Regions from separate parts of the Homo sapiens genome. Here region 2 is linked to region 1. Evidence: chromatin loops called from intact Hi-C (ENCODE). Cell type or tissue: heart right ventricle. All regions are shown on one strand. Links, peaks and the distances in the headings refer to the core of each region. The heading gives the core; the rest is flanking DNA. Region 1 has its middle 570 kb from the start of CCDC85A. Region 2 overlaps CCDC85A (coiled-coil domain containing 85A).

Region 1 (12,636 bases), core at 3,496-8,495:
CTATGAGAGACAGGATGGGGGAGGCAGAAGGGAAAAAGAAATGAGAGGTTGTTCTCTGTAGTTAATGCATTTGTCTTAGAAGAAAATTTTAAAGAAGAAAAAAAGTGGCTTGCTTTAAGTACATGACAGGTGCCCAGATTTTATCTAATATTAAAAATCATGACGTGTCATATGGTTGTCAGGAATCTGAGATAATATTAACTTTTATTTCACGACAGTGCTCTGCCACTGCTGATTTTACATTTAACACAGAGTCCATTTCTTCATCTCCCCTTAAGAGCCAGCCAATTCAAGATTTATTGATTTGGTGTCAATCAAATATGGTTTATCTTCTCAGTCTTTGCCTTACCTAATTGTTGGCAGCCCTTGGAAGAGAGGATACTGTTAACCTTCGGAATGTGCATGAAGGCTTGGCGAGTGAGGTAGGAAAGGTTTAGCTGAGCCAGTTTGGTTGGAACACCAGTGCCCATTGAGAGAGAGTTCTAGGTCATGGTGCTTCATCTGCAGTGAGGGTGGCCAGAAAGAGATCCTCTAAAACTTCATACGCATCAGGAGATGCGAGAAGCGGTGATTACAATGCTGGGAAAAATGCCAGAACTGTATGTATGTGTGTGTGTGTGTGTGTGTGTGTGTGTGTTGGGGGGCGTGATATTGCAACCCTGGCATTTTGTAAAAAAAAAAAAAAAAAAGTGAAAATATATTTAACAGAATTAACAATCTCCTTGCTTCATGCTTTTCAAATGCTAATATTTGAAAAATGTATCGAATGTGAAGTTATGAAAAATATAAAAGTTAAATTAAAAATATGATTAAAATATACATTACTGGCCACTAAATCACATCTCTGTACTGTGCTGTTTGCTGTAACTCCGATCCTTTACTGTCTGAGACTACTACAGTCACCTGGAGTGGAATCCTCTAATGTGGCCACTCCAGTTGACCTTTGGTGTCTTCCTGTCATTTAGCAATCCTGTATAGACTTGGCATTACTATTGCCTCTCTGGCTGCTCATGATGGAGGGTCCAATTTCAGCAATTTTGATTTCTTTCCTAGGTATCCACAGAGATATGGTCATGTCCTCAGTCTCTCCTTCCCTTTCCAGTTGATACATGTGCTCGTGCTACAAGCTTTTCCAGCCAGGTCCTCCTTGGCTGTCTGTGTGATGATGAAGTGGGGTTAGAGGGAAGGATAAGAAAAAATTGGAGGAGATAGGGAACTGTAGGAGCTCAGTGATAAAGAATAACCCAAACAACTTGCAGTGGGATGTCAAGAGTGGTGGCGGGGCAGGTAGTGGAGCAGAAGAGAAGTCTATTTGAGAGAGAGAGATAAATGACCAAGTAAACTGCTTACCAATGTCTCCAACATTTACATGATGACAACAGAAGCATTGATGTTTCATTTTTTTTGTTTAAGAAATAGCAAGGTGAAAGGTGAAGGCCTTCAACCTTGGGTGCACACTGGGAAGCTTTAAAAATACTGAGTCTTGGGTCCCATCCATCAAGAGATACTGATTTACTTGGTTAGGATTGTTGCTCTATCATCAAAAGTTTATAACTCTTCCTGGAAGTTCTCATATTCTGCCAAGGTTGAGAACTACAGTTAAGTGAATACCAGGATTTGATTATAATCAGTAAATTATTTTTATTTTAACCAAAGAGAAAGAGGTTCATCTTTAAGAGGCATTTTTAAGGTACCAGACACAGTGGTGAATACTTATATTATTAACTTTTTAAAAAAATTATCATAGTAACATTGTGAAGTGGGGATAATCAACCTCTTCAATAGGTGAAGGAAGTGAGGCCTACAGAGAAGTAATTTGCCCAAGGTGACACAGTTTGTGGAGGTGAAACAACCAGCTGGGACTCAATCACAGGTCTTTGTGATTTGTCTTTTTCCTTATCTTTCCTTTAAGACCCAGTTGGGAATTATAGATAGGTATCATGGATTGCTTGAGGACCTAATATTTTTCATGCTTTATGTCTAGGAATAAGAAAAAATAAATTCTATGTGTTCTAATTACCATAACCCCCAAGATTGTCTAAAATTAGGAGCCAACAAATTATAACCCAGCATCTATTTTTTACACAACCTATGAAGAAAGAATGTTTTTCATCTTTTTAAATGGTTGAAAAAAATTAAGGAAGAATCTTTCATGACCTGTGAAAATGATATAAAATTATAAATTTGGTGACCACAAAGAAAGTCTTATTGAAACAAATTAATTTGCTTTTGTGTTGTCTATAGCTCCTTTCACATTATAATAGCAGGATCAATTTTGGCGGAGACCATTTTATGTCCAGCAAAACCTAAACTATTTACTATCTTTCCATTTACAGAAAAAGTTTATTGACTTTTTCTCTATATGAAAACCTTATAAATATAAATAAATAAAAAAGCTGATATATCCTGCAGAGAATTCCCTTTCACATTAAAAAATATTTAACAATACAAAACAATTTACAAGTTTCCTTTAAGGTATAAACTCCCCCAGTGACTTGAAATGTTGGTATGAAAATCATTACATGATCACTGTTCTCATCATTCCTTCTAAGAGATCAACTTTTTAAGATTCATATATGAGTGAGATCATGAAGTATTTGTTTTTCTGTGTCTGGTTTATTTCACTTAACATAGTAACCTCTAGATTCATACTTGTTGTTGCAAATAAAAGAATTTTGTTTTTAGTGGCTGATTACTATTCCATTATATATTTATACTACATTTTCTTTATTCATTCATCTATTGTTGGACACTTAGGTTGATTCCAAAGGTTATTATGTGTCAATTAGAAATTAAAATTAGGTGACCCTGGGGGTCAGTTCTTAGAGAAATATAAAGCCAAAGTACCATGAACCATTATTCACTGATTGATCATAGGAAAATGTAAAACCTTTGCAGTTCACATCACTAACAACTGAATATTTATTGTAGTAACTCCATTCACTTTTAGTTTTACTTGTGAATTAAGCAAATCACTGCATAGTTCTGTTTCTATTTTTGGCATCATATAGCTTTTACCAAAATTTCTATTTTCTTAAATATTGTTGTATACATTAATTTTTTTTCTGAAATGCATCATCAGTAATATGCTGTCTTTAGTGGAGCAACTATACCAAGAGTTTCTCAACATGTGTTCCTTCAAGCACATGCATGAGAATCACAGATCATGCTTGTTTTAAATAGAGATTCCAGGGTTATAGGCCAGACCAACTGATTCAGAATTTCTGAGGGGTGGGTTCAAGGTTTTGCCTTTCAACAAGCTCACCAGGTAAATCTCATGCACCTTGTAGACTGAGAATTTCATGCTACATCATGGGTGAGAATATTCGCAACCATACTAGAGGCATAAATTTGGAGGAGTATGCAAACAGGGTGTAGAGACTCCTGCAGAGAAGTAGAGTTATATCAGGTCTCTGTATCCTCATGTGGTGTGATTGGAAGCTAATATGAAAGCAATCTTGCTAATAAGAAGTAGAATCACCCAAGGGGGCAAAGAAATAATAGAGATGAGGAAACTCGTTAAAATAATGGAAGCTAAGATGGAAAGCTGCTAGTTTTCTTCTGCTTCATGAGCATATGGTTGATCTTAAGGCCACCCGCCTTCCTGGCACCCCTTCTTCATTGTGGAAATGGCAAACTGTGCCAGGCATTTATATTTGCTCCTCCAGATTCAACTGTATCCCTTTCTACCTTTTCCGTTAGCCACCTGGGGAGGCTGAGCTGTATTGACTACTATGAGAGGCTCTTCCCTCTGGCTTCTGGTGGGGTTTTCAGTGAAGTGCCTCAGCAGAAAATGAGAGGTAGGGAGGAGAGTGGGACTCTCTAACTGTGAAGCTAGCTCTATGTCAGTAGACTGAAAGTTATTGCTCTACTCAAGGTGGCCTTTTCTACATGATGCTCCACTGTCAGGTTGTATTATACACTTTTCCATTGTTCTCTTTGGTCTAAAGATAGTAATAGCTCTGTGGTTGCTAACCCCAGGTTAACTACATTTGTGTGTGTGTGTGTGTGTTTTCCTAGAATCTGCTGACTTGTTTATAAATTTGAAACCATCCTTATGACATCAGTTTTCTGTTTGGACCCTACTGAAACAGGAACCCAATGTTACATGTCAGAGTCCAAAAGGAGAGGAGGCATCATTTTCTCAGTGAGCAAAGTTTTATTTTATCAGTATGACAAGCTCGTTATTGTCTTGGAACCCTCTGACGTTCTATTCTTTCTGCTCAAGACTCTGTTCCCATGATTTGTTTGTCTAGCTAATTCCTGGTCATTTTAGAATTTTTACTTCAAAAGCCACTTTCTCATAGATGCCTTGAGTGGCTCCTCCCAACTAAACCAGTTTCCTATTATAATTTCTCATAATATGCTGTTTCCTTTATTGTACTCATCCATATTATAAGTAAATTTTTATACATTATCCTTGGGTTATCTACCACGCTTGACTCTAATCTCTGGGAGGACTCTGACAAAACCTTCCTTTTGCAGATGCTTACTCAAATTTTGTTTAATAAGTGAATGAATAAAATACAGGTGTCGTAGAAAAGTTCACTAAGTTGGCTTTTTTCCCCTGGGAAAACTTATGAATATATATAAACTATATATATCAACATGCTATTTTCAGTGCTTCCATAAACCCACATCTTTTCATTTGACCAATTACACTAATGCTCACATGGACGTAAATGTCTCAGGTTAAAGGTAATTAACTTATTTGTCTCAAAGATGCTTGTTTGTTTTATGAGACATTTGCTATAAGAGAGAAGGCAAAAACCTATTGTCGAATAAACTGTCAATAGTTTATAAAGCAATAATAAACCATATTAAAGAACAATTGCATGGCAATTAAAGACTGATGCTGGCTTGAACTCTGAATAGGCATTTGCATTTTCCCAACAAATGGAAAAAAGGTCAATGGGATCCATCCTTCCCATTTTCTTCTCTCCAAAGTGTTTCTAATCAGAGTTATTAGCAGACATCTATTTATATTAAAAGGCATTCCTGTACAGAATCAAAGTGCTATACATTTTTATGAGGCAAACTTGCCAAGATTGCCATTTTTTATTTGCTGCAATGAAAGCAACTTCTAGAAATTCTCTTTCTAGATATTTTGTAACATTTCCTAAATTGGTAGCGTAGATTAGAAGGAAAACAAATTAATCAGTCCAAATATTTGAAGGTAGAATGAATACTGAGGACTCCTTTAGGTAATGCCCCATTTTTAAAATTCCAATTCCTCATAATGTGAATTTTGATTTCTTTATAGTCGAAGACTTGGAGGATAGTTAAGATTCCCCCACAGATCTGTAAAAGATATCAGTCTTCCTTTTGTTTGCATTTCTCATTTTATCAGTTCACAGTCCCCACCTTGCTTTAGTTTTTCCCTGCATGGAGCAGAATGCCCAGGTCTCAAGGACTCATCTGGTTCTCTTCTTGACGGGCTGCAGTCAATGCAGTTTCCCTCTTGCTAGCTGCCACCCCAGGCTGAGAAATTATGCAGCTAACTACGCTTCTCCAAGTCATCACACGCCTAGAGACATCTTTCTGCATTGTACCAAATGTCACTGTAAAGAAAAAGAAAATCAGAATCTTCCTGCATTTCTGTATGGGCTGGTGTTCCTCCTTTATGAGTAATTTCAGGGATCAAGAGAATATTATAGGCCCTATTTAAAAACAATTTCCCTGTATGGGGTAGCACACAGCACAATGTTAATCATTTATATTTCAATGTGAATAAGACTGCCAGATGCATTTTGAAAGCAGATTTTTATAAGGAGTGACTTGGTGTTGGGGGGGGTGGTGCAGAGAAAACATGAGGCCTATGTGAAGCCCACAGCAGCAGAAAGGAGACATGGGGGTTCTCAACCTATTGTCTACTGTCCCCTAGATACATCCCTTACTTCAGTCTAATTTCAACGAACATTATTCTATTTTGTCAAGTACTGAATGTGTTCCAAATAAAATAATATGCCATGAATTTTCTCTATCTATGACCATGCCAGAGAAGCAGTTACCTCATTATTAACGACCTTTCAATCTTTCAATGTGTATATATATATATGCACAAGTTTTAGACTTGCCATTATTCATATACAGGTATATTATATATATAATATATATGTATATTTTCCTTAATATGAGTTAAAATAGTATGTGGATTCAGCATTATACAAGGCAGTAGGATGTATAGCCCTGTAAGAACACAATAATATGTGTGACTTTGTACCATTACCTTTCAGGAAATGCATGAGTAACATTTACGTAGCACTTCAAAATTTGTACCTCCATCTAGTGGTAACTGATAGAAACAACATATTTTTAAACCATTTGATTTTGGAGGCACTGGGAGAAGAAAAATGGAAAAAGCTCTTGGTCAACCAGCACCTGTTATGAATTCAGTAACATTTTGATATTGAATAGAAAACACACAGTGAAGGTAAACATGTGGTAGGCAAAGGGAAGCAAAGGAATTTAACACAATGAATGGCTGCATAGGCTAAATTTATTCAGGATGGTTAAGCCAGGATTTCTAGCAGTGCTTATATTGGGAAGATCACATAGGATGAAACGATGGCTGGTTTATTTTGAACATGAAGAGGAGGGTCAGGGAATTACTCCCATGTGATCTTCTTGCTGAGAACATCACCTAATGGCCAGCCTTCTCCATGACTTCCCAGAGTCAGTGTCCTTGATGGCAAATAATGTTTCAGATAGGTAATTTGGGGACATGAAAGAATCTGTTGGTTTCCTTAAGTGTCTCATTTTAAATCCTAGTGAGTTGGAATCTCAATAAAATTATATCTCAAATTGATATAGAAGAAAAGGATATCTGCTTATAGACTCTGAGGCTGCCAAGGAGTAACTCTTAGTTAAGAGAGCAATGTGTTAAAAATGTGTAAGTTTTCCGTCATCAATTTTCCCAGAGGTCTTTTCACATGAATTCTTCCAAGGATAAGGTAGAACAAGTTTTTGAGATAGACAATCTGGGTTTATTTTTTAACATAAAAAAGACAAAATTTTCTTTATTTTATCTTGTTTTATGTGATACAAGAAAGGATTGCTTAGCTTGATTACATTTCATATAACTTCCTTTCCACTATGGATTGGAAAAACTAGTAGCTCTAATAAACTTGACAACCAAAACATTTATAGTCACATGATTTATACAAAGTTCATGCTGTTTGACATTGCAGATGCCACCACTGCTCGAAGCCGCATGTCATCAGCTATGGTCAATCCCACCATGCTTGTACATTGTGGCCTTATGGTAAACCTTTAGTCTGTGTCTCTTCAAGCTGTTTTCAAAGTTTCAAAGAAAGCAGAAAACTTTTGTGCTCTGAGCACTGGAGAGGAAAGCTTTGCTTGTAAGGGTTCCTGCTTTCACAGAATTATTATAGGATTTGTCTGCCAGGGTGGATATTTCAAACACCCTAATGACACTGGCAGCAAGTCACTCTACCACGGGAAATCTGATGGTGAGAACTTCATCCTGAGCATGCAGGTCCTGGAATCTTGTCCATGGAGAATACCAGACCCAACACAAACAGTGCCTAGTTTTTCACTGCATTGCCAAGACTGAGTGGTTGGATAGCAATCATGTGGTCTTTGGCAAGGTAAAAGAGCATGAATATCATGGAAGCCATGGAGTGCTTTGGGTTCAGGAATGACAAGACCAGCAAGATTACCATTGCTGACTGTGGAAAACTCTAATAAAGTTGACTTGTGTTTTATCTTAACCACTGGGCCATACCTTCTGTAGCTCAAGAGAGCACCCCTCCACCCCATAGGCTGGCAATATCCTGTATCTTTGTGCTTTTGCTGCAATTCTTTGGGTTCCATATTTTCCTTATTCCCCTTCACATCTTGCTGGATTGCAGAGTTAAGTCTATAATTATGAAATAATAACTAAATAACCAAAATTGAAAAAAATAAAGCTCGTGCTGTTTAGTGTGAATTGCCTCATTGTTGTAAAACTCTTAAGAGTCACTTGTAAGTGCTGTTTCTTAGGCATTGCCTGCACTGGCAGAATACAATCACCTGGAAAACCCGTTGCCCAAAGAACTTACCTCTCATTCCATGGACAATTAGTAAGATTTTTATATTTTAATTTTATGTTTGAATTCATGACTTGCACCATAAGTATTTTGTTTCTTGACTTGATCTTGCTTATTTGGTCACTCACAATACAATGGTGATAATGACAATACCTCAACTTTCTTTTGAATATTTATTTATTCACTCATTTATTTTGATTTTATTTTAAAAATTCCTTCTGATTTAAATGGCTTTTGGATCAAGCACATGCTTTTTTTCTGTCTATTTATGCATTTTTTTAACAAATGCTTATTCATCATGTTCAGTATCTTGTCTGGAGTTATTTTATGGGCGAGAGGCACTCTGTGTGTGTTGTTGCCTCAAAAATATCTATACCAAATGTGAAAGGTGTAATAACCCCTGTCATAATGTTTAGCTTTGAGGACTTCTTACCTTTCTTTTAGTTTTCGAAAGATTCCTGCAAATGGTTAGACTGTTTGCAGTCATAACTTACCTTCCCTGCAGGATTCTGCCAGCTATAGAAGCAGCACCTTCCTGCCGGCTCTTACCTGCCCAATTCTGTCCCTCTGAGGGAAGATCCCACCGTCTGTGGGAAAACACACTGATAAGCCTGAGTGATAGCCCAGGGCAGTTGTTTGTGGGGTCTATAAAAGAGCTTAGGCACTTAGGCTAGGTTGTTCACATTGTATCTGAGAGGCCACCTGCAATGTTGGGCAGAGCCTGGGTAGAAAAAAAAGTGGGTGAGCTGCAGGCTATTGGCCAGAGGCGAGTCAACCACTTCCAGTGCTGTCAAGCTGAGAATCTTATGAAGACAGGAGGATAGAACATATTTTATTTGGCAGTCTAGTAGTTCTACTTATAAATGTTAATTATTTAGATGTATGTTACCTTGATTTCATTTTTTCTCTTGCCCCAGTCCCACAAAGTTTAGTATGTTTCTGATAGTGTCTTTCCAAGTGCTACCTCTGCTCTGCCCCCGCTCTGCTGGGTCCCACTGTCTCTTACCTGCTTCCTGGGTCCCACTGTTGCTCTCCCCAGTGGCTCTGTAGCTACTTCACCAGGCATCAGGCCTTTTATTTCTCTGCCTCTTTGTGGGTACTAGAACCCTCCTAGTAGAGAGGTACACTTGGCTCCAGGTTTGTCTTAATGTTGTCAACTCTCAGAGGTGAATCCAAGCAGTGCTGCATGTGCCTCAGCATTTGGAAGAGACATTGGGTGAAATAGTTCCTTTTGCTTTACACACAAACTTCTCATATCTCAGATATGAGTCCAGTAAAGACAGACAAATCCCTGAGAGAGAGAGAGAGAGAACGAGATTCAAGTTAAGTAATTTGCCTAAAGTCATATGGACATGTGACAGAACTTTGCTTAAACCCATGTTTTTGACTTCAAATATAAACTCTGTATGTGATATTATGCTGTCACTTGTTTTTATTTTATTATCACTTAATTATTGCCTTTTGAATTATTTGCTAATTGTTTTACTTGTATTTATTTGCCTTGTCTATTAAGACTGTAAACATTTGAGGGCAAAGTCAAACATTGCCAGGGCACTGTATCTCCCATGGCACAGAGAATAATGCTGAGAACATAATAGATGCTCAGAATAAATTATTGGAAAGCATAAGCTTTGTCTTTGGGATAATAATCTGCTGTGTCAGACAGAAAGGCTTCAGAGTGAAAGAAACCTGTATTTATGTTCCTGTAACACAACTTTCTATTTGTGAGAATGTGGGCAAATTGCTTAATCGAAGACTCTTTCTTCAGCTCCAAAATGGGCATAGTAGAAAAATGTACCTAATGGGATGATTGTAATAATTAAATGATATAATGTAGGTAACACACTGACAACAAGTCTCTTAATAAATATTCCAGCTAGCACCATCATAATTTTCTTATCAAATTTCAGAAATCATAAGCCAGATAATATTTTGCCATTTTATGAAGAAGTCAATTTGCCTGACAAGTGGACAAGAACTCACTTTGGGCCTGGTATATGTGTATTGCAATCAACTGTTCCCATTAACTCTGTGAATATTTTGATGATGTTTACAGCTCCAAAGAATCTATTTCTTCATTAACATTAGTGATAAAAACTCAGTAGATACCAAGAATATGTTGCCTAGAGTCCTATGGATCATGAAGAGTTCATGCATACTCATTTCTGGAAGTGGTGATGCGGCACTCAGATGGGATCAGCTAGCACAAACAGGAGAACCATAGCCCCAGTTTCACCTCAGCCCACTCAGTTTTACAGAGAAAACCTTCAGCAACACCTGTGGCATGATCTGCAGCCCTGGGTCAACCAACTTTCATTTCTTAGTAAACTCATTTCCACACTACAAAAAAATCAAACTGTGCTCCTCTCTTATCTAAGAAACTAGGGCTTGTTTTCTCTTTTTTAAGAGGGAAATTACAAAAGCTGTTTTTATTGTTAATGGAACTCCAAGGGATCCATTTTTCCATCTTATCATAATTCTAGAAATTAACACTTGCTTGGCACCTCAATGTCTTAAGAAGAAAGCACTGTTTAAAAATAAAGTGCCCTGCATTTCTTATTTTTATGTTGGTATCTTTTATATATATACATTATAGAGTATTTTATAATATGGGAACTAACACAGAAAATAAAAAGTACACACAATTACATCCTCAGCATCAACCATGGTTAAAGATTGATATAGTTCTTGGCCTTTCTCTAAACACACGCAAACATACATACCTATACACGTAGTATTTTTAATAATTTGCAGCATACTAAATATTGTTTTGCATCCCTTGCCTTTAGTCACTCAGTATTATAGAGTAGGCTTTTGATATTACTATTTTTTTCAAGAATAATCTCAAAAGATTAATGTCATATGTGTCATATTTATTAGCGTTATTTCAGAATTTTTTGAGGACAGAAACCCTGCGTAGTTCCCTCGCCGTATACAGTTCAGTGCCAAATATCTGTGTTGAAAACCATAACAAGCACTTCTTTCCTTGCACGCCTCCCGTCATGTCTGCCTATTCCCACCAAAAGTAGAATTTCTCGTTTTTGATACAGGCCACCTGGCCAGTTGAAGAAACCTATTTAAAGAATTGACTGCAGTTCAGCATCTATCTTTCAGCTGCAGCGATAGATGGTTTATTGTGCAAAATAAAAGGTTTCGGTATTCAGCTGACAGAGAAAGTAGAAACCTCTTTCTTTGTTGACAGAAATAAAATGTGTCGTGTCATAGGTGTTGATATAACATATTAATCGCCCCTGCTGGGGAACATAGGCACCCTGACGCGGTGTGCTATAAATATTGATGTGATCACCCCAAACTGGCAGGATGCCTGGGAAGCCATGAGAGGTTTAGATAAAGGATTTTCCTAAAGGTGTGCCCAATTGCTTCCCACACTTCTTTCCCCACCCTCTACTTTGGAATCTACATAACTCCAACTAAGTCTTCCCCGTTGATTCCCCAGCCTGAAAAATCATTCCAGGTGTCCTCTGTATAGTGCTGAATCCTCCACCCCTTCTCGAACACAGCACCTAATCCTTTTATCTTTAACATTTTGTGTAGTTTTGACAGCACTAGCAGCTTCCCCCAGTTGGCTGCCTAGCAGGTGTAGTAAAAGGATGCCTGGCATCAGCTGCTGGTGAGGAAGCAGCCAGGCCATTTTAGCTGCAGGGGCAGAATTTTATGCTGTGATGTTCTTTTCAGTTCAGGGGACACTTTCCAGTAATCAAGTTGACAACCATTCTTAAAGTCACATGCCAGTCAGAAAATTGTTCTGTTTCTGAAGACTGAGCAAATGCTGATGCTCACAGTGGCAAAAGGCCAGTTCTCTTGTGGCAGATTTGTTGTTTCACTACTGTTTATTAATCTTCACCAACCACAAGAGTGAAGGTCAAAGTAGAGTCTCATCATTTAATCAGAAGTATACATTACTTCAGCGGACTGCATTGCAGATTACTTCTGCAATTATATACACATTTTTTATCCAAAATTATTAAGTACCCAATATATGTCAGGCACTGTTCTACAAGTATGTGGATACAGGGATGAGCAAGTGGAGAAGACAGATGAGGTCCTGCTTTCAGCTTGTCTTCTGACTACAGCACCTCCAAATAAAAAATAAGGAATATATCATTTATAAAGACTATTTGTAACACTAAAATAGAACAGAAGAGTGGGTGGTTACTGTAGACTGGGGTCAGAAGTACTCTGAAGTGTAAGTTTTTAAAAGTTTTCAAAACATTACAGATGAGAATTGTTTCAGGCAGCATGAATAGCTCACGCAAAGTTTTAATGAAGATTTAATGCAAGAATGTTTTTGAGGAACAGGCGGAAGCCAAGTTTGGTTAATACCTTTGACTGTTTTTAAATATTAAATGATAACAAAGGCAAAGCTGATTTAGCATATTTGGAAGGAGAATGAAGGAACCACAAAGAAATTGTGTGGCTGCAATTCTTTAAGAATATTTTATAGAGATATTTAATATAAGAATATTTACTTTAAGCCCTTCAAGCAAAGGTCTGGGAGACTAAGATTAAAAGCACATGGCAAGATCACCCAGTCTCATCCAAGATGAGGTTGTTGTTGGGTAAG
Region 2 (12,636 bases), core at 3,749-8,748, 460 kb before region 1:
TTATTCTAGTAGATATTTAGTAAAATATTTAGGATTTTTATGTAAACAATCATGTATCTGCAAATAAAGACAGTTTTACTTCTTACTTTCCAATATGTGTAGTTTATTTATTTTTATTGTGTTGATGTACATACTCAGAACTCAAATGCTATACTCGGTAGAAGTACTCTACTCATCTACTGATCTTAGAGGAAAAGCATTCAGTATTTCACAGTGTTACTTGTCACTTTTTGTAGATATTCTTCATAATGTTCTTCCTTCTATTCCAGTCTCTTGGGAGTTTTTCTTAAAATCATGAATAGGTGTTAATTTTGTCAAATTTTTTGGTGACTGTGGTGACAATATGGCTTTTCTTCTTTATTACACTAAAATGTGTTACACTGATTCACTTTGACTGTTCAAACTTATTTTTTGAATAAATTCCACTTGGTTATGAAAGTTTCTTTTCTAACATTTGCTGGTTTTGGATTTACTATTACTTTCACCAGATTTGCTTTTTGATTCTTTTGGTCTATTTTTATGATGAATTCTGATATGTAACTTTTAAACATAAAATGGTTCTTTGGTTGGTTTTTGGCATTAGAGTTATGCTGATTCTTCTTGAATCAATGTTGGTAACTTGTATTTTTCAAGGAAATCTATTTCATTTACATTAGTAAAATTACTGGTATGAGTTGTGATATCTGTAGGATCTGTAATGACATATCTTTCTGACATTTCCAATTTGTATTATTTTCTTATTTTGATCTGTATTGATAGTAGTTTGTCAATTTCACTGATCTTTCCAATGAACAAACTTTAGCTTTGTTAGTTTTGTCTATTGTTTGTGCGTTTTCTACTTAAGTTAATTTGTATTACCTATATCATTTTCTTCTATTTACTCTGGGTCTAATTTTCTTGTCTTTTTCCATAGCTTCTTAAAAAGGAAACTTAAATCACTGATTTTAAACCTTTTATCTTTTCTAAGTATTTAAAACTCTACATTTCCCTCTAAGCATTGCTTTATTTACATCTCATAAATTTTGATATACTGTATTTTTGTCATTCATTACTTTCTATTTCCCTGTGATTTTTTTCTTTGATAAATAGGTTATTTACAAATGTGTTGTTTAATTTTTAAATACTTGGGCATTGCTAGATATCCTTATTGATTTCTAGTTTATTTCTATTGTTTTCCCATATTATGATCTATAATATTTCAACATTTTTGAAATTTATTATGTCTTTTATTGCTCTTTCTTGATTGATATTCTGTTTGCACTTGACAGAATCTGAATTCTACATTTCTGAATATAGTGATTTCTAAATGTTCTTCAAGTCATATTGATTGATAACGTTCAAATCTTCTTATTTTTTTTGAGACGGAGTTTCACTCTTGTTGCCCAGGTTGGAGTGCAGTGGCGTGATCTAGGCTCACTGCAACCTCAGCCTTCCAGATTCAAGTGATTTTCCTGCCTCAGCCTCCTGAGTAGCTGGGATTACAGGTGTGCACCACCAGGCCCAGCTAATTTTTCTATTTTTAGTAGAGATGGAGTTTCACCATGTTGGCCAGGCTGGTCTTGAACTCCTGACCTTAAGTGATCCACCTGCCTTGGCCTCCCAAACTGCCAGGATTACAGGCGTGAGCCACCATGCCCAGCCCAAATCTTCTAAATCCTTACTAATGTTTGGTTTGCTCTTGTGTGTTTGTCTCTCTGCCTTTAGTTCTATCAGCTTCTTTTATTTTGAAGTTCTTTTCTTATGCACATAAGTATTTATAACTGATAAGTATTTACAACTTATCTTCCAAAAAAGTTGACCTTTTAATCATTATGAATTGTCTTTCATTATCTACAATAATAATCCTTGTCTTAAAGACTATTTTTTGTTATTAACATAACCACACCAGCTTTCTTATGCAGATTATTTGCATGGTATATATTCTTCATCCTTTTACTTTGACCCCATATATATGGCTTTACATTTTATATTAGTCTCTTTAAGACAGCAAAATGTTGGATTTTGTGTTTTCATCCAGTCTGGCAGTGTCTGCTTTTTGAATAGAGTTTTGACTTACCTTTCTTTTCTTTCTTTTTTTTTTTTCTCTTTTACATGGAGTCTCACTCTGTCGCCCAGGCTGGAGTGCAGTGGCACAATCTCAGCTCACTGCAGTCTCCACGTCCCAGGTTCAAGCAATTCACCTGCCTCGGCCTCCCAAGTAGCTGGGATTACAGGCGCATGCCACCATGCCCAGCTAATTTTTTTGTGTTTTTCATAGAGATGGGGTTTCACCATGTTGGCCAGACTGATCTTGAACTCCTGACGTTAAGTGATCCACCTACCTTGGCCTCCCAGAGTGCTGGGATTATAGGCGTGAGCCAACACACCTGGCCGAGTACATTTTATTTAATGTTCTTATCGATTAATTATATTAATAATATAATTAATTATATTATTAATTATATTATATTAATATTACATTAATAATATTATTATAGTATATTATATTAATAATGTAATTATATTATTTATATATAATATAACATAATATATAATATAATATAATTAATAATATAATTAATAATATTCTTATCTACACTTCATGTTTAAGAATTTTTTATTATATAATTACATTTTACTCCCCTGGCTTTTGTGTTATGTCATATATTTTACTTCTATATGCATTATAAACCCTATACTATATGCATTATGAACCCTATACTATATGCCTTTAAATAGTTTTCTTTTAATGAAGTTAAGAGAAAAAGGGTTGCTTTTTATATTTGCCCACATATGCACTATTTCCAGTGTTGTTCTTTGCTTCCTATGTGTGTTCGGCTGGTATCATTTGCCTTTAGCCTGAAGAAATTTCTTTTTGTAGTACAGGTCTGTTGGATATAAATCTTCTTAGGCTGTGTTATCTCTGCAAATGGTTTTTTTCAACCTCAGATTTGAAGGATATATTTATTGGGTATAGAATTTTGGGTTGACAGTCCCCCCCACCCCGACCCCCAACAATATAAAGATGTTTTATTGTTGTTTGGGTCCATTATTTCTGATGAGAAGCCAGTTGTAATTTGAATAATTATTTCTCTGTCATTAATGTACGCATCTTTCTCAGGCTGCTTGTATGATTTTTTTCTGTATCTTTGATTTTTAGCAGTTTGACATTATGTGCCTAGTTGTAATTTGTTTTGTATTTCTGTATTTATGGTTCACTGAGCTTTTTTGGATCTATAGGTAGATGTTTTTCATCATATTGGAAAATATTCAGCTAGTATTTCTTCAAATATTTTTCTGTTCCATTGTCTCTTTTCTTTTTCTGTCAGCTAACAATTGCACGTTAGACCACTTAGTATTATTGAAGCTGTCTTCACTGAGGCTGTTTTTAAAAAATTTTTTTAAAATGCTTTCATCTATGTTCTTCAAATTGGATAATTTCTATTGATTTGTCTTCCAACTCATTGATCCTCTATGCTGTAGTCTTCAATCTGCTACTAAGACTACTTGCTAAATTTTTCATATTACTTTTTACTACTAGAATTGGCTTTCTTTTATATATTTCATATCTCTGCTAAGATTTCTCCATATGTTCATTTATATGTCCATATTTTCCTTTAAGCCCTTGAACATATTTATAATAACTATGTTAAAATCCCATCTACTCATTTTTACATCTGGGTCATCTCTTGGTCTCTGTATTGGCTGCTTATTTTTCTTTATTATGAGTCATGTATTTCTACTTTTGTATGACTTGTTCATTTTTTATTGTAAATTGGACATCAAGGATAATTCCTGGTAGGGAATCTGGGGTATGTTGTGTTCTTTGAAAGGAAATTGAATTTTCTTCTGGAAAGCAGTTAAATTACTGGTGGGTTTTCTTGATCCTGTTGGACTTGGTTTTATTCCCCTTTAGGTTGGCTCTATTTTAGGTTTTATCCTTATACCTACAGACACGACCTTTACTTTAGGGAGTGGTGTTTTCTCCAAGGGGTGCCCTTTCTGTGGTTTTAACTGAATGCTGAGGTGTTTGACATCTTTCCACTCTGACTGAACCAGGGCTCCAATGTCTCTCAGCATAGTTATGACATCTGGTGTTTTTGTTCATCTCCCAGGCTTGCAGTAGTTACTTTCTGCTAGGGCTGACAGAGTTTCACTCTTCACTTTTGTAACCCAGACTTTTGTCAAGGACTCATGGGAGACCTTCAAGCTAACTTCTAAGTGCCCTGTTTCCTCCTGTGGAATTGTCTTATTTCCAGTACTCTGCCCTACACATTCTGGTTGCTTCAGTGGCTGCGAGCTTCAATTTGCATCTCCTCAGTTCAGGGACATAGTTCTCTACTTGGGCTTCACTTTCCTTTGCCACAGTCTGGAAAGTGTCCTCAGGCAGAAAACCAGGGCAAACATGATTTCATCTTGACAGTTTCTCTTCTCTCAACAATTACTATCTTCCATTGCCTATTGTCCAATGTCTGAAAACAGGCCAGTATTCCACCAACTTTCTAGTTGTTTATGGCAGGAGGACAGACAGACCCAGTTCCAATAACTCTGTCATGATCTGAAGTTGAAGTCACATTCTTTGTGGAATGCATATTAGAGTTGTATGGTTGATTCTGTGTCATTTCACATTCTTTTTCTGTCAGATCTACACCAAACTCACCCTTTCAGAGACAGTGTTTACAGGCCTCTTCTTTCTTGGCTCTAAGCCAATTCTTTCTCCTTTATTTTCTCACTTTACCATTTTCAAATTCTTCCTCTTTTCACAGTTTGCCTGATTTTAAGAAATGGGACATTGTAGCACCCAGCATACAACATTCTGTGCATATAAATGTGGACTACTTTTGGGAGTGTGAAATTTTTCTCCTATTTAGAGCAGGACTGTAGGCCTTTTAAGTTTCTTTCCTGTTGTCTTTGAGTTTTTCGTCTTCCACAGAGAGCTGCCATAGGGTGTTTTAAATCATAGCAGAGGCCCTCTGGGGAAGCTTTGGGGTCTCTTTCCATCCAGTCCTTCTCAGAGGCTCCTTTACAGAGCCTGGCGTCAGCTTCACCCCTGAACCCATATCTTGGGATGATTGACAGTTTACTCCCCACAGCTGAGTAGGAGCACTAATGCCATGGTAATTATTCATTACAGAGGGATGGAGTAGACAGAGGTCTTCAGATTTGTGTGATGAATAGTTTTCTACCTGGTCACAGTCCCAGCATTTTTATTTGTGGCAAATTCATCATGACTCACAAAGCTTTATCTTCACTTCCCACCACTCCTTACTTAAAATTTCCTTTGGTTCTTTTTTTTTTTTTCCTTTTAGCATCAAGATAAAAAGGAACAGACACTTGTGTATTTCCCAAAGCAGAAAACCGGGAATGAATTACAATGGAAATCACTGTCAGTTTTTAAGATCTTCTTATAAATACAAACTAGTTTAATGTTTTTGATTGATACTTCATAAATAATGAAGTTATTATGAAGTAAGTTAAAATTAGTTATGTCTGCATGCATATTTTAGCCTCAAAGAGTGTGTCTAATTAGGTACTTTTGATGTGTGAGACATAATTATGTTTACCTTTAATTTGGCATGAAAATGACATTTCCAGAACCGAGTTTAGTGGTGTATTTTCCAACACACCGATAGAGAAATGCATTTCATCTCCTGGGGCCCTGTTGCTTCTTCCCACCATGCCCCCCCCACCCCAAAAATCATCATTAAAGTTAAATCAATATTTTTTAAAAAACAAATCTGTTTGTGCCTAAATTATACATCCTAAGACCAGAGCACCAAAATTAACACCATTTTCCTAGTCAGTGAACCTTGAAAATGTGTAATTTGGTGTCTACATTAATGGTTCACATGACTTGTGTTGCGGGGAGAAATCACATCTGCTCTCTGCAGTGAAGTGATAATTATTTCTAAAGGTCTGTGTACAGAGAGCCTTATGACCCTTTAGTTGCTGATAGTTTCACTAACATGGCAGTAAGAGTTTCAATAATGTAAGCAGAGGTGGCCTAAGTAGCACTAGAATGAGATAAGGACCTGGAGTGCTGACCCGGGTTCCAGGGTACAGGCAGAACTGCCCAAGCTGTAGTTAGCATGCCAAATGAAAGTATTCAGGTTCATAAGTCAGTAGGCAACACAGGACCCATGATTTCTTATTATCAGCTGACTTCAGATTCAGATTACCACTCTTTTTTTCTCTCTGTTCTTTGCATATGGATTTTTTTAATGTATTTATTTATTCTACCTATGCTTATTGGTTATTGTTTACTATTCAGTATGACAGACATGGGGATATAGGCCTGGCAAATAAGTTGTCAAGAAAATAGATCATCCAACATAGTGTAAGTATTCTGATAGGACTGTATGAACACTAGGGGATGCAGTTACCCCAGGTTGGGTTGAAGAGGAGCTCATGAAAGGCATCTGAGCCAAGTCTTGAAAGTTGAGTAGGATTTCATTGGGCAAAGGGGGTGATATGGGTGGTAGAAGGACATTATAACCAGAGGGAGCAGCATGAGAGAGGGTGGCACACTTGGGAGTCTATGTAGTTTAGTATGCTTGGAGCACAGGGTACAACAGTGGTAGAGGTGGCATGGGAGATTGTGAGAGGTGAGGCGGAGATGTAGGCATGGACCAGATCTTGAAAAGATCTCAGTGGTCATCCCTACCATCTTCTTTCCACTATTCATCTGCTTTCCATCTACTTTTTACAGAGTATGTAAACCTCATCTCTGTTGTCCGAATTGTCATGAGTTTTCAATTAATGAAGCTTAATTTAATGGTTTTATTATTTTTGGAGGGGGTATAGTTAAAGTCCACCAGGACATTCTGGTCTTATAAGAACACGCTGGCAGTAAAGTATGATATCTTTGTCAGATGGTTTCTATTTTAATACTTAATATTTTATATTTCAACTGCAGATCAAACTGAAGAACTTGTCTCTGGTACTAGGCTATGGGTCAAACCTTATCCCAGAGGGGTCGAGGTGGTGATTGTCCTGGTTCAAGCCAGACCCTCATTTCCTGCTATTGTCTGGTTCTGAGTTATTCTACAGTCTGCTGCTCTGCTCTGCCCTATTCTGGCCACATCCTTCTATAATTCTCTTCTTTTATTCTTGCATCAGTGCTGACATTTCAATTGTAGTGAGTCCTCAAGCTCTATGTCTGTAATCACTCAAAGATCAGTCTTAGATTTAAGCCATTATCTTTCTGTCATCCTAGCTAGTTAATTATTAACTATATAATCCATGTAAATGATAGAGGTGTAACATTTTTGCTAATACTAACATGGAATCTCTATTTTTTTCAGTCTGCTTTTTTTTTCTGGTTTTGGTTGGAGGGGCCCTATGAATATCTGTCATTTATAGCTGTGGGGGTGGGAAAGAGAACAGGCTTTTTTTGCCATTTCCTGTGTTTACAGGTGATCAAATATGCCTGATTCTGTGCCCCTCTACTATGGCAAATGAATTATATTTGTGTCCATGGTGAAATTTTGCTGTTTCACTGTTTCAAACTTAGCTGTTTGTTGAATCCATAGTTAATAACATCACTAGTGGTGATCATTTAACTATCTAGAAGACAGGCAGAAGAAGCAAATAGTGTAGATAATTCTGAAATTATGTAATCAAAACCCCTGGTCTATAGATAATTGATTTTTAATTATCATTGTTAATGTTTCAAATTTTATCACCAGCTTCTTTACTGTGAACCAAAAGGACATCTCTCAAGAAAACTACATTTGGCACTTTCCTCTATACAGTTATCTAGAAAATTGTTTCCAAATTCTATTTTGAGGTATACTAGTTTGTAGGGATGTTAATTGGCATTAGTAGAAAAATTGGCTCTTTTGCCACGAGCTTGGAAAATCTTGGGTTAAAACAAAGTCAGGTTTCCTTACTGTAATTCTTTTGGTGTCTTTAATATGCTAAAACACACTGTGGGTTTCCAAGCCAAAACCAGAAAAAGAAAAAAAATGTGTAGTGTTTTGCAGATTCATTTGACCATGTAACTCTTTTGGGGGATTATTTGAAGAACTTATGTTGCGGGTTATATGGCAGTTGCTATTGGCACAACTGATGATGAATTGTGAAACTTCGGTTTTTGTAAAATGTAAATGTATTCCTTTCTCATATAGAGGCAAATTTTGAGGAGTACACGTAGAATAATGAGAGAACTAAGAAAAACTTGATGTCTTAATCTTTGAGTAGAGGCTCAGTGACAAAAAGATGCATAGATGGATCTAACCATATTGTGGGTTCTCATTTATTCATCTATTAGTCAATCAGCAAGTACTGATGGAGACCTCCATTAGGAGACAGGCACTGTGCTGGGCACTGGGGTGAACAAGACAGCATTAGAGAGTGAGATAAAGGCATAATGGACTGAACATATCATTAGTTAGTGAAAAGAGCTGGTGGTAAGTGCTGTAAAGTAAGTGACAGTGGCTGCAGAGAAAATAGCAGTGTGGGGGCTACTATGGCTAAGGCGATTGGAAAAGGCCTCCCTGAGTAGATGATATTTAAGCTGTAGATTTAAAGGGTAGAAAGATACTGTTCCCTTGAAAATTTGGGAGAAGATCAGAGAGATCAGTAAGTACAAAGACCCTAAAGTGGGAAAGAATGTTTGGTGGGCTATCAGAGCCTGATGTGTTGGGAACTTTGTAGACAAAGGGACACATAGCATGAAAGGTTGGAAATGTAGATAGAACACGTAAGGCCCTGTAGGCTGAATTACATGTTTGGTTTTTACTCAAAGAAAAATGGGAAGGCTTTTTTTTTTTTTTTTTTTAGACTTTTAGGGAGAGGGAGGATGTAACCTGATTTACCTGTGAGAACGTTCACGCTGACTCCTGAAGGGAGAATTGTAGCCAGGATGAGTGGAAGTAGAGAGCCCAGTGGGAGGCTGGTGCAGGCCCAGGTGAGAGATGGCAAAGGCTAGCTTGCACTACAGTGGTATTTAAAGAGACAGATGGAGGGGATTAGGCATATTTGAGACATGTGTCTCAGTAAAACAAATGCCTGAGTTAAAAACATTTATTATTGCATCACAGGCACATTCTGAGATGCAGTATAATTTTCTTTTCGTTTTTTCTTTTTGAGACGGAGTCTTGCTCTGTCGCCCAGGCTGGAGTGCAGTGGCGCCATCTCAGCTCACTGTAAGCTCCACCTCCTGGGTTCATGCCATTCTCCAGCCTCAGCCTCCCGAGTAGCTGGGACTACAGGCAACCACTACCACACCTGGCTAATTTTTTTGTATTTTTAGTAGAGACGGGGTTTCACCGTGTTAGCCAGGATGGTCTCAATCTCCTGACCTCGTGATCCACCCGCCTCGGCCTCCCAAAGTGCTGCTATTACAGGAGTGAGCCACCACATCCGGCCTGAGTTGCAGTATAATTTTCAACTTGATAAAGGATACACATTTTCTCCTATTTCCTTTTGGTCCAGACCTTTTAGTTTTGGTCTTCACAGGGACCTATAGACCCCTCTGCCTTCCACAACCCTCTCTCAGTCTCCTGAAAAGAGGAGAATGATGTGATTATTTAGTTAGATTTAAGTAGGATGGGGAAAATAAATTAGTTTTGCCTGCTTTTAGTGTTGTAGGCCTCTCGTACCTGCCTCTCACCTAGGCAATAAATAAATACATAAGGAAATAAATAACTCTATATGATTCATTCTGGCTTACACTGGGACATGAGACCCCTGGATATATCATTTGTACATACTTCTTCTCAGAGGCCATGAAGACACTGTGGCTGTCATAGGGAAGGATTTTTGTTTCTGGCTGAGTATCATTCTATTCCATTATGGCCCATCATTGACATTTATGATATTGCTTATAAAAAGAAGCTGAACATGAGATAGTGTGCAAACCTATATTGGCATCACTTTCCTTAGATTTTAAAATAGAGCAGATAATCTTCTAAACCCAATTGATAGTCAAGTTGGCAGAAATCAAGGGGGTTTAGAGCACCATTCCAGCTTTTCCATGTCATGGCACACATAGAAATGAGAGCAGGTTTACAGTGCAGGGCAATGAGTGGACCAGGCTACCCCCAGCTGGAGAAGACCAGAGTCAGAGCTCATGCCCCCTGGGTACTGGCTGGCAGCTTTGATAGAAGGGGAGTTAACATCTGTGGCATGTATTAGGTCCCGTTAGCTGTCTACCAGATGTACTTGTTACAACATTCTAGGCTGGAGGATTCCATGTGGAGAAAAGCCAAAGTTATACCAGAGATAGGCCTGTAAAATCAGTTTTCCACTGGCTAGCCATATGCAGAAAATTGAAACTGGACGCCTTCCTTACACCATATACAAAAATTAACTCAAGATGGATTAAAGACTTAAATGTAAAGTCCGAAACTATAAAAACCCTAGAGGAAAATCTAGGCAGTACCATTCAGGACATAGGCAGAGGCAAAGATTTCATAGCAAAAACATCAAAAGCAATTGTAACAAAAGCAAAAATTGACAAATGGGATCTAATTAAACTAAAGAGCTTCTGCACAGCGAAAGAAACTATCATCAGAGTGAACAGGCAACCTACAGAATGGGAGAAAACGTCTGACAAAGGTCTAATATTCAGATCTACAAGGAACTTAAATTTACAAGAAAAAAACAACTCCATCAAAAAGTGGGCACAGGACATGAACAGACACTTCTCAAAAGAAGACATATATGCAACCAACAAACACATGAAAAAAAGCTCAACATCACTGATCATTAGAGAAATTCAAATCAAAACCACAATGAGATACCATCTCACACCAGTTGGAATGGCAATTATTAAAAAGTCAAAAAACAACAGATGCTGGTGAGGCTGTGGAGAAATAGGAATGCTTTTATACTGTTGGTGGGAATGTAAATTAGTTCAACCATTGTGGAAGAGAGTGTGGCAATTCCTCAAAGATTTGGAACCAGAAATACCATTTGACCCAGCAATCCCATTACTGGGTATACACCCAAAGGAATATAAATCATTCTGCTATAAAGATACATATACACTTATGTTTATTGCAGCACTATTTACAATAGCAAAGACATGGAATCAACCCAAATGCCCATCAATGATAGAGTGGGTAAAGAAAATGGAATATTGTGCAACCATAAAATGGAATGAGATCATGTCCATTGCAGGGACATGGATGGACCTGGAAGCCATTATCCTCAGCAAAGTAACGCAGGAACAGAAAATCAAACACCGAATGTTCTCACTTATAAGTGGGAGCTGAACAATGAGAACACATGGACACAAGGAGGAGAACAATACACACTGGGGCCTTTTGGGGGGTGGCAGGGGAAGGAGAGCATCAAGATAAGTAGCTATTACACGCTGGGCTTAATACCTAGGTGGTGGGTTGATAGATGTGGCAAACCACCATGGCACACATTTACCTATGTAACAAACCTGCGCGTCCTGCACATGTATACCATAACTTAAATAAAATTTTTAAAAAATCAGATTTCCAAGTCATGGCATTTTTATTCATTCTGTAGGAATGGTTAAGGCCAGTGTTATGCACTCACTGACCTTGATCTAGGAATGGCTTCTTGGAATTAGTTTATTTCCTTGTCCATCTCAAGCGTATAACTCTATTCAGAGTTGACAATTTGATTCACATCTTTTATCAGTCATTTCCTCTATGATTATGTAGGGACTGACTGACAATGACAGATAAAACACTTTGCCTAAACAGCATCAGAACTTAGAGATTTATGTATGAAAAAGTGATAATGTTTCTGGGTTGCTGGATTGCAGAGGAGAACTGCCAGAAAATATCACATTTAAAACTCTTAAGTCACTATAAGTCTTGGTGCTTTGAAGAGGGCTTTGGGTGCAAAGTAGTACATGGTAACTACTAAGGCCGGTACCTCTAATAGCTAGCTCCCTGAAATACCCAGGATGGGTTGGTGGTATTAGTAAGTAGTAATAATTATGACAGTGATTTTGGCAATTCTGAGGACTAAATACATGATAGCATGAACTAAAGTCATTGAATTGTCTGCATTATCTGGTATAAGAATCAAAACATTGTGTTTATGGCATCCAGATTGCTGAAGAAGTTTGTCAGATTTTAGTTGCTATGTATTTCTGTGCTTAGATTTTCACTGAATGGACCAGTTGTTTTGGATTTTTTTTTAATTTTAATGAATCAGACACCTCCCTAAATGCCCCATCCCCACTTCCCAATAAATCTTGTCTCAGAGCTTCAAAGAAAGAGGTCAATTCAACCAGTGTATTTATTGGACCTTCAAGTATTTACTTTTTGCTCACAGTTTTTAAGATCAATGTTTTTGAATTTTATAGCAGGGTTTTTATTCTTTTTTGTAGTGGGACTTAAATCAAGGTTTCCATTGACTAAGCCATGATCTTCCATGGTGAGTTGACTTCTTCACAAATGGGCAGATTTTGCCTATGGCATAAATATAATTGATTAATAATATGCTGATAGCTTTACACTGTTGTGATGTAGCAAATCAGCTTCCGCATGGCTAGTGGAAAGAAGGTTGATCTCTTTGTGAAAGGATGCCACTGGAGTTCACCACCAGGGCCCTCAGAGAGCTGAGAATAGGTGTGGGGTGTGCGTGGCAAGTGCTTGGCTCCTACAAAAAGAAATGGCCCCTCTGTCTAGGAGTGTGAGTTTCTGCCACTCACTATCATTCCAG

What was found. Peaks named below come from ENCODE experiments on the same cell type or tissue, not always from the same donor. Only the 100,000 strongest peaks of a DNase experiment are listed, where the experiment ranks them.
Region 2: it touches region 1 in a loop (2.7-fold over the local background); 13 of 110 quality-filtered maps call a loop at or near these places.

Annotation. Positions count from the first base shown.
Region 1 is chr2:56,743,075-56,755,710 of GRCh38, forward strand. It overlaps the pseudogene PPIAP63. Among named protein-coding and RNA genes, the nearest start is that of CCDC85A, 570 kb to the left of the region's middle. In heart right ventricle, for the core only: a CTCF peak has its summit at 6,284 (motif pointing left); no DNase peak of the experiment used is centred there.
Region 2 is chr2:56,283,032-56,295,667 of GRCh38, forward strand. All of the region lies in intron 2 of CCDC85A (coiled-coil domain containing 85A), which reads left to right. Among named protein-coding and RNA genes, the nearest start is that of CCDC85A, 110 kb to the left of the region's middle. RefSeq lists an enhancer at 4,581-5,780. In heart right ventricle, for the core only: a CTCF peak has its summit at 6,361; no DNase peak of the experiment used is centred there; H3K27ac peaks cover 1,236 bases.